Regions from separate parts of the Mus musculus genome. Here region 2 is linked to region 1. The links are chromatin contacts, found by Hi-C or POLR2A ChIA-PET in ENCODE. All regions are on one chromosome and are shown on one strand. The core of a region is the stretch at or near the end of the contact, and the rest is flanking DNA. Distances in the headings are between cores, read along the strand shown.

Evidence for each region. Hi-C counts contacts between places; a loop is a spot of excess contacts on that map. ChIA-PET counts read pairs that join two places held with the same protein, here RNA polymerase II (POLR2A).
Region 2: a map of v-Abl transformed pro-B cells shows a loop between it and region 1 (1.8-fold over the local background). The contact joins the promoter of Fxyd6 here to the promoter of Lncbate3 in region 1. A Hi-C loop is called at or near these places in 1 of 37 maps with a recorded cell type or tissue (v-Abl transformed pro-B cells). POLR2A ChIA-PET finds 5 or more read pairs at or near these places in 3 of 5 experiments (all embryonic stem cell).

Annotation. Positions count from the first base shown.
Region 1 is chr9:45,319,059-45,324,180 of GRCm38, reverse strand. Lncbate3 (brown adipose tissue enriched long noncoding RNA 3) reads left to right here and starts at 2,102. Exons shown (of 4, transcript NR_040720.1): 1 at 2,102-2,214; 2 at 2,661-2,812; 3 at 4,862-5,088. It overlaps Tmprss13 (transmembrane protease, serine 13), which reads right to left and starts at 5,081. Exons shown (of 13, transcript NM_001013373.2): 1 at 5,026-5,081. The coding sequence starts at 5,046.
Region 2 is chr9:45,367,024-45,372,145 of GRCm38, reverse strand. It overlaps Fxyd6 (FXYD domain-containing ion transport regulator 6), which reads right to left and starts at 1,961. Exons shown (of 8, transcript NM_022004.6): 1 at 1,658-1,961.

The sequences.
Region 1 (5,122 bases), core at 853-3,352:
GAGCCCCCAGCTCCCCTGCCCCTTGCAGACCATAAGAAGAGCCCTACACAAGCTTATCTGCTGGACTCAGAAACTGTCCGGTGGCCACTGCAGTGACCACTGTCCTTGCCTAAGACAGGCTGCAGAAGCTCCCTCCTAGAGCTACTCCCTTTTAAAGCCATCACTCTGGGGATACCCTCAGACAAGAGAATCTTGAGACCCCACTAAGCCAAGCTTTCTTTCAGCATGAGATGGCCCAGGACCAGAGGGCTCTGGATGTGCCCAAGACGCCAGTTTGAGGCAGTCACTTGGTCTAGTCATGTGATCTCATTCTTGTGCTGTCTTCACTGTTTCCTTCTTCCTATCTCCTCCAGAGAGCAAGCCCAGAGGGGTTCTGAGGCACCCCTCTTTCCCAGCAACCCTGAGTTTTAAGAACTGCCAAAGGAGAAAGTGCATGGGCTAGACCATGGTCAGAGTCTAGCACTCTGGGGCTAATCCACACTGGAAGCTATTGTTTTGTTTGTCTTTTTTTTCCCTCTATATAGCCCAGGCTGGCCCAGAACTCAGAATCCTCTTGTCTCTGCCTTTCAAGTGCTAGAATAATAGGTGTGCCTCACCTGTCTAGCCTGGGAGCTCCCCTGGACAAGGCCTAGAAGTTCTTGTCTATGGGAGACTGGGGAGATGGAGTAGAGGACTGGGGAGGTAGTGATAGGGGAGCTCTGGCCCCACCCCCACGAGGACCAGACTGGCCTGGGACAAAGCCAGGCTTTACTGTGCCCCTGAAGACATGGCTCTCCCCACCCTCTTTCTTTAGAGAACCCCACAGACCAAGCCCCTTCAGAATGCAGGTTGTTCTCCTTTGCCTCCTCCTCCCCAAACACAGGACTGGCTTCCCTAGTCACATGTCCGCAGAGCTCAGGGACCCCTTGTCAGTCTGTGCAGGAGACCCTGTGTGAAGCAAGGAGCTTGCTTCTGTTCCTCGCCAGTGTGAGTTAGGGGACAATCGTGTCCCCATCAAGCTCTCAACTCGTTTATGCCTAAAATAAAGGGGTTGACAACTGTTTTCCAGGGGTTCCCATTAGGCACAAGGTCTCGCTCGCAGAAAGACCATGGAGCCTGGCCATGGCCCTTATGGTGGGGCTTGAGCCCTTTTCCCACCTCAGGTAGAAATTCACTTTTTTAAATTATTATTATGCAATGGCCTCTATCCAATATTTCATTTGAATAAAAGAAGTGGTTGCTTCAAGAACTTGAAAATGACCGCCTCAGGTGAGCATTTCACTTCCTTTAGCTTAAAAGGCCTCAATGCATGAAAGAGACCAGGGGAAGTCATTAGATCATACCTCACTGTTCACTTGATGGTTCATTCATTCATTCCTTTACCAGCGACTTTAAAGGACATGGTGTGTGGACTTGGGGAGATGGCTCAGGAGCTAAAAGTGCTTGCCATGAAGGCACGAAGATCTTATTTCAAATGCCCAGAACCCATGGAGAGCCAAACATGGTGATGCACATCTGCAATCCCAGTGCTCCTATAATGACAGGGGGCGGGGGAGGCAGAGTCCTCCGAAAGGCATGAGCCAGGTTGCCTGAAGTATGTAAGAACAGCAAAACCAAGAGACTGCCTCAAGCAAGGGCCAACTCTCAAGGTTGTCCCCTGCCTCCCACACAAGCACTGTGCACACACCACACACACACACACACACATGCAGAGAGAGAGAGAGAACATGTAACGCTCATATACCACATATACAATAAAGACGACAAACAAAAACTAAACGCTGAGAGCTCACTATTGCCAAGCAAATTGTATTTCCTGCCTCTGTTTCCCTGCTAAGCCTGTCCTGTCTGCAAAAGGGTGAGCACCAGGGTCCAGTGAGTACTCTGGGCTGTCCCCCTGGAGGAGCCTCCACCTGGGACTGCCAAGGCCTCTTGCTTGGAGGACAAGAACAAGCTGGAGTTCTGTGGTGTTTTCCCACCTGTCCATCTGCCAGGGTACAGTCCACCCCCGTTGTTGTTAGACCAGGAGGAAGCTGTGTTGCCAAAGCAAGGCACTTAAGCTAAGTGGCCATTGTTACATCAGCCAGCCTTCCCACCCAGCGCTGAGCCCAGAGCCTGACATGAACTCCCACATATTCGCACTAAGTCACAGGGAACAAGGCAGAATGAGGTTCAGTGGGGTGTGCCAGGTGTGTGTTGATCAGCACCAATGACAGCATGAAACTGATGTTCCAGGTGAGGGGTGTGGCCCTACAGGACAAAGGCAAGCTTTGGAGGTGCCTCCAGCTTGGGGCTGTGGAACGACAAGGGGTCCTGCCACTGGTCTGCCATCTCGGGAACCCGGGCAGCCTCCTGGGGAGGGTACTCGTACTGGCCCACCCCGTGCCTCCCACATCCTCACAAATAGCTAGTTGAATAGCAAGAACTCCCAGCATGAGCAAATCTGCTTTCCAATGGACCGTTGCTTGATCAGTGGGCTGACTTCAGTCCTCTTAGAAGGCATGGCAGTTCCCCAAGCATTGAAAAGTGTGACCTACTTGGCAAATGCACAAGAGCTTCATACTTGACAGGAGCAGTGCACATACCCAGTGGCACACACTGGAATCCATATGGTTCCAGTGACTGCCATGGGAACAGAAAAGGCTCTTTGGGGCCATTTGTCCAACCCTTTTCTTTGGCAGGTGGGGAGACTGAAGAGGAGCCAGTTGTAGACACAAGATAGAGATCGTGACGAGAAAGTCACATGTTATGACGGTGGCTGCATCTCTGATGTATCAGAGGACATTCTAAAGAAGCCCTGACACACAAAAGGCTTCTGAGACTCCTGCACCAGGTGCTCCATTTTACAGATGAAAACACTAAAGGACAGGAAGTTAAAGTGGCCAGGTTCTGTCACTTTTGCCTACCATAGCAAGGGACTCTTTCTAGGGTTGTTTTCCTGTTGTGGTCTTGCTACCTAGCCCAGGTTGACCTAAGGTTAACTCTCCATCCTCCTGCCTCACCTTCCAGCCCAGCTGGGATGGGAGGTAGGGACCAGTCACTCATGCAGCTCTGCTTTCCTTTTGAATACAGAAAAACGGTGCCTTCTCCATCCTTTTAAAGAGCCTTCTAAAGGCCTGGCATGTCCTCAGGAGCACCCACAGTTCCAGCCCACTGGCCACCACATCCTCTCTCTTTGTAGGAGGAACAAATCCCACAATGCATCTCTCTGTCATTGAGCCCTCACAGAGGAAGCTCAGCCTTTAACTTCCAGTGTCTTGTCTTTTCTTTTCCTTTTCCCTCCCCTTCCTCTCTCCTCTTCCTCCTCCTTCTTTTGATACAGAGTCTTACTATGTCCTGGAACTTATTATGTAGACCAGGCTGCCTCCCAATTCACCAAGATCCATCTGTTTCTGCCTCCTGAGTGCTGGAATTAAAGACATACACCACCACACCTAGCTTCTCCAGCCCAATCTTATTTACTCTTAAGAAATCTGAGCCAGGTTGTGTGGTGCACACCTTTAATCCTAGCACTCAGGAGGCAGAGGCAGGCAGATCTCTGAGTGTGGGGGCTAGCCTGGTCTACAGAACAAGTTCCAGAACAGCCACGGCTACTCAGAGGAAATCTTGCCTTGAAAAAAAAAAAAAAGGAAAGAAAGAAGACAAAAAAATGTGCTGTAGACAAGATTAGGGGGCAGCTATAGGCTCCCTCCTTTGCCTCTACTCACTATCTATGGGTTTCACCTATACCCTTAAATAATGGGATGGCTCAGCTCTCTCATTACAAGAGAAGCTTGGACCTTCCATAGTGATCCCAGGACCTACCAGAACTTTGACACTTAATTCACACTTTTGCCCATGTCCTGTCCTTCCAACCTGCTTCCACATTGGTCCCTAACTCTAGGAAGATGAGTTTCCCAGATGAACATGCTTCTCTAACCCCACTCCAGGAGAGAGGCCAGGTCTCTGCCCATCTCTAACTTGAACAGATAGAACTTGATAGATAGCTCAGTCCCCATCTTTGGGTCTGGGGACTAGCAAGTTTTCACGGAAGATAGCCATGGCTGTGTGTGTGGCGCCCCATGCTTCCTACAGAATGCTACCCCCACCCCATGCTCCCTGTTCTGCTTCCTGTGGGGACATGAGCCAAAAGGACCAGAGCAGAGAGCAAAGGAGAAGAGCAGAGAGGGGTCTGGAATAATAGGAGAGATAACAGTGCCTTCGGAAACATACCCGGGTTCAGAGTGGACCACAAGCCAGGCACAGTCTAGAACATATGGTGAGCTGGATTTCTTCAAACCCAGGGCTTGTTGGACTTTCTAGAGTCTCAGAGTCCACTCTATCAATAGAGAACAGAAAAATATGGAAAAGAGCAGAAAACAGGACCTAGGAGAAGTTAAGCAAAAAGAGGGGCGCATTAAATAAGGCTTTGTGGATACCTAATGTGTGTACAAGACCCTTTTCTACACAGGACAACCCCATTGCTCTCTATCACCTCTAAAAGCAGCAGAAGAAGCTTAAGATATAGCAGAAGACACTGTGGTTAGACATAAGGAAGCACTTCCCATGTACTTTACGTCCCCTAGTAAGTAACCAATGAAAAAATTTAAATGTACATTTAAAAAGAAGACTCGCATGCTTCCGGGAAGGGTTAGGAGTCTAGCTAGGAGGTAATCCTTGAAGATGAGTTAAAATACCTTTGGGTTCTCAAACCAGCAAAAATGAATCTAGATTAAATCCAATCCTCAAACAGCAACGCCAGATTACCAAGTAACTCCAGAGCTGTTCTTGCCAGGGCACACACAGGCCACAGCCCTGTCCAGGCCTTGGCCACACAGCCCAGGGGTGCCTAATAACCAGACTCCATATTTTATTGGTTTCTCCTCCTCGGAGTTCCTTCTAGGGACTAAGATGAAGCAGTTGAAATCACTGGATCCCAGGCAGCTTCCAGCCAGCAGAGACATTCTGTCTTCCCTACACTCGGGGCAGGTCTTGGCAGCACCCTGCCTGACTCCAGCCTGTCCCTTCTCATGCCTGGGAAAGCCCAGGAGACCGCGGCGCACTCACCCGGTGGCTGCCTCTGTCCATGGTGTAAGAGAATGCTTCTTCCAGGCTCAGCTGATGTCGAGGGTAAGATCCATGTTGGCCCCCAGTCCCCCAGCGT
Region 2 (5,122 bases), core at 712-3,211, 48 kb before region 1:
GTGTGTGTGTGCATGTACATGCGTGTGTACATGTATGTGTCAGTTTGTGTTACAGGTGGAGTCCCTGCATGCACACACAGAGTGAGGGCTGAGTATAAGTAACATGCATTTGGTACAGTTACTGTGTATGTAGGACAGTTGGTACAGTTACTGTGTATGTAGGACGGTTGGTACAGTTACTGTGTATGTGGGACGGGATGCAGGTCGTCTATTTGGTGTGGGTGTCGTATGTGTGTGGTGTAGTTGGTGTGTATGTGGTGTGTAGGGTGCGGGATATATTTGCCGTTTATGTGGTGGGCTGTGCATTTGGTGTCTTTGGCTTGATGTGTTGTGGTTTCATGATGTGTTACTTGGTGTTCATGTGATATAAATGTGTATGTTATGTGTGTCCACTATGCTAAAGGGCTGTGAGGGTTGACAGGTATGTGAGGCTGTGACGATATTGTGTGTAATGTGTGAGCACTTGTGTTTGTGGTGCTTGTGGTGGTGGGATGGGTAAAGGGCCAGGCAGTTTAGAACGGGAGCCAGACATAGGGTGTCCTCCTTTAAAAAGCAAAGGGTAACCAGTATCTAAGCAACCATATTGGGGGGAGGGGAGGCAATTGGAGGTGAGGAATGGGCAGAAATCTGAGGGAGGTTGAACTGGAGGGGTTTCCATGGCAACCATGAGACAGGTCACGTGCAAAAGGCCAAGTTGGAAAACAGATACACACATTCATACATCTACAATATGAGGGCAGTCAGAACACTAGTGCCAAGGGTCCTTGAGAGGGCTGAGATGCCCACTGGTCCCACTACAAAGGTAGAAATCCCAATTCCAGTAGCGCGGGAAGACAGGTTAGACAAAGGAAATAAAGACAGAGGGTACATTGATGGAGCCAAGCCTCCAGGCATCACAACCTCTGGGTCTGGAGGTTGGTGGCAGCTTGGGTGGGCCGGTATTTCCAACCTGACTGCTCCTAGGAGCAGACGCCCAGAGACCCAGTCTCTCAACCAACTCTACAGAAAAGCCCTGGGCAGACATAAAGCGGGGAGGCTCCGCCAGGGCCAGCCCCGGTTGGGAACGATGGAGATAGGGTACTAGCAGCCCTGGAAAGAAAATCGAGCTGGACAGACCAAAAGAAGGCAATGCAGTCAGATGAATCCCCTCATCCTCGAACCCCAACGCCGTCTACAGGGCCTCTTCGCCACTCCCGGAGCCCACGCCCACACCCCACAAGCACCAAGCCAGCAAATTTCCATTTTGTGTGGCCCATGTGTCCACATTCACATTCCTTCATTCCCGGGTCCTCGCATCTCCATTCCCCGCAGGGTCTCCCGCTTCCGAGTAACAAAGGGAAGCTCCCCTGCTAAAGGGTCCTCTATCCTTCTGGAGCTCCTGATGCAAGCTCAGGGCAGCCTCAAAAGCATTTTCCAGCCACCAGCATCGCCCACCGCCATTGCCTGCAACCCCATCCCGGTATCCTTAGCTTTTGGAAGCTCATCTACTTGTTTACATCTCCAAATCCATTTCCCGCCGCCCAGGCAGGGACCTGGGCACACACCCACTGAAACAAACAAGACTCGGAGGAACCTGGCGCTAGAGTGACGGATCCCCACCCAAGCCTCCTCCACTCGGAAGAAGGTGCCAACTTTGCCCACCTCCCTTGCTGCTCACCTAGGCGTTGGGTCCCCTCCGAGCGGATCCCAGAAGGACTAGCAGAGTCCAAGCAGCCGGGAGTGGCGCGCTGGGGGCAGGGCGGTGGGCGCGGCTTGCAGCTTTCCCGCCTCCCAGAGGGGGCTGACTGGTTGGCCTCCCCGGTCGCCCTCGTCCACTGGCTTCTGGGTCCCCTTGCAGACCCCTGTGATGTCGCCCGCGCCCTTCTCTCTGCGAGCTCTTCGCAAAGGGAAGTGAGGCTTGAAGAAGCAACAGGAGACGCGCGGAGGAGGCGCCCAGCGCCGGAGCGGATTTGCCAGCAGCTGTTGCTTTTTGATTCTCCCCCCCTTTGGTGAGGGTAGGAAATGAGCCAGACCAACACCGTGACAGGGCTGGTGTTTTTCGGAAATAGGAAAATCAGGGGAGAAAGGCAGAAAAATAGGAAACAACGGAGCATCAGCCACCTGCAACCTGCGTTCATTGGCTGTGTTCGCAATTAGCATGAATGGGAGCCAGAGTTAGGTGGAGTGTTGTTTGCAAATAGAGCTGGTGGGCTGTGGGGACAAGACCCTCACATGAACCAGGGTTTTGCTGCCCAGAAGCCCGTTTTCAAGACACCCATCTCCATCCCTAACTCCGGAAGGCTTTAAGAGTAGCTCTCCCCAGCCTAGTCACTAAGAGTCAAAATTCGAGGTGACAAATTAATTTAAAGATTTACATCCTAGCTCTGCAATCCTACCTGTAGCATCAGTATGAACACTCATATATGGAGTGTTCCTTTCCCTAATCTAGGAAAGGGAGGTGAGACTAACTCCCAGCAAGGGTTCCATTGACTAACTCTAAGTAATGATAGAAGAGCTTGCAAGAATGGACAGAGGTCACCCCACCCCACCCCACCACCCCCAGCAGGTTGGTATCCAGGAAGCTCTGTAGTGGGGAAGGCTGTTCTAATTAGCCAACTGAAGGGATGCTGTAGGGAGGCTGGCCTACCCTGTGCTGAAGCATTGAGGAGAGCAGCTGGCATCAGCCAATTCTAGGTCTTATCACGAGGCTTTCCTGACAACCCCTACCCCAGAAATAATGGGCTCTACTAGCAAGAGCCCAGCCCTGCCTCTCCAGCACCACAGCACCAGGACAGTTACTCATTTGTGAAGAAGAAGAAGGAAGAGGAGGAGGAGGAGGAGGAGGAGGAGGAGGAGAACAACTCTTTTAATCCCAACACTTGGGAGGCAGAGACAGGTGAATCTCTGGATTTGAGGCCAGTCTGGTCTAAAGAGAGAGTTCTAGGACAGCCAGGGATACATAGAGAAATCTTGTTTCAGGGCATGAAAATCTTCCCTTTTCAGAGGAAAAGGAAGAAGAGTTGAAAGAGGAAGAAGAGGAAGCAAACAAACAAACTTGATAATTCTGTGGCCTTTCAGCTTGGTTGAATCACTTTAACAAATGGTCCAGTCTCAAAGGCCAAGGCAAAAAAACAGATGGGAAGTCAAGGTTGCCCTAGAACTGGCAGAGAAGCCATCAATGGCTACCAGGAAGAAACTGGGTTACCTTGCTTAAGGGGAGTCTGTAGAGGATAGTTTGACCCCTTAAGCATAGGACCTTGGGCTGAAAAGACTCCACCCTGGCCCAGTTTCATAATCACTAGGGTTCCTGTGACAGTTAAAACCCTTTTATCAAAGTCTGGCTCAAGTCTTGCCAATCCACGTGGCTCCAGACAGCGGCCTGACCTTCTGTCCCAAACTTTTCCTCTGTAAGCTGAGGACTGTAATCTCCTGTCCCTTTCCACTTGCTGTGGGTGGGAGAAATGAAACCACACTGCTTACTAGTTCCCTGTCCTGGGCAAGCAGATTGGTCCTCCCTCCCAGTGCCCTTGAGTCCTGACATTTCCCACCTCTAAGTTGTCTGTTGGAGTCGCTCCTTGTAAGTGGTTGCCAGCTCAGGCTTTACAGGCCAGTTTGGGAAAGGATAGGCTGACGGGTCAGAACTTCTAAGCCCAACCACCTGTTGGTTCAGCCTGTCTCCTGCCAGAGAACATGGCCAAGCTACTTCCGGGCCTGTGTCTGATGCTGCTGATAGTCCTGGCTATGGAGGAGAGTGGAATCCAGTCTGTGAGGACTGGCCAGGGCCAGCCTCTCAAATAACCTTTCTTGTTTATCCAGGTGGAATTTGGGGGTTTCTGCTACAAAGCAACACATAGCCTTGCCCTGGGAAAGTCACATCTCCCTTCTAGGGAGTAAAGAAACACATCTGGTTCCTGCGATAAATGTGTCCACGGGTTAAAAGAGGTCACCAGCTGCCCCATTCTTTCAACACACGGATGTGAGGCGTGACTCTTCCCTGAGCCCTAGGTCAAGCTCTTTAGATACAACATTGTCCTTTATAGATAAGGGGTGAAAAGGATTTTGATCAAATGGTTCAGAGCCCCGAGAATGTAACATTTGCAAAGCAAGCTGGAGAGTCGGGGAGTGCTAAGGAGATGCGCTGAAAGAAACAACTGAGGTGCAAAGCAGGCTTGGGAAATGATGCCAACAGTGGAACAGAAGCGATGTGTGCGTGCAAAGGCCCTGAAGCGGACTGCAGAGTGTGGGAATTGCTCCCGGTGTGGCAGAGTGCAGAGGAGACAGGCTAGGGAAGGACACAGATGCCAGGCTTGGCAGCCGGGCAGTTCCTGGGCAATTTCAGCTTTTGTCTCCAGGGCCATGGGAAGCCACTGAGGGGATACAAAAATTGCTATGAAAAGAATTTGGGAAAGGCTGGCTCAGAAGGTTCCTAAAGAGTTCACAGTCAGGGTTTAGAAGGCTGGGTAAAGAGCTTGGATCTTTGCTACGCAATTGCTTCTCTGGAAGCCTGAGGAAAGGGGCAGCTGAGGCAGGACAGCACACCAGAACAGATTGGTTTCTAAACAGCATGGGTGTGTTTGGGGGGGAAGGGAGTCTCACACACACAGATAACACATAGACACACTCACTAAGGATGAGGGAAGCACATGAGAGTACCCACATCTAGAGCCATGGGAAGACCCAGTGCCAGGCTCATTGGAGCAATACACTGTTGAGTGGGTCACAGACTGCTCCGTGCTAGAAAATCCACCCACTCTAAGCCATGTAACTAGGTCTATGAGCTATGCCAGAAGTAGCCATTCCAGAGAAGATCCCCATGTGGGGATCATATGGACAATTAAAGGGGTGTGGGATTGCCAGAATTCTCAGTTACCCTGGCCCTCCTAACCCATACCTCTCCAAGAGAGACCCACAGAAAGGGCGAACTTCCCCTCGCCAACTACTGCAGTGTAACCGCTCACCACCTTCCTATGCGCGCTGTCACCCAGGAGAGGGCAGCTCCCAGATTCCATGTTCATTCCAAACCACTCCTTGGATTCCTCCCTAACCTTCCCCACATTACTCTAGGCTTCTCCCTCAGGAAACTGTGCCAGGCCCTTCTTTTCCTGTAATTTCCAAATAATCCAGTCAACAGCCGTGTTTTGGG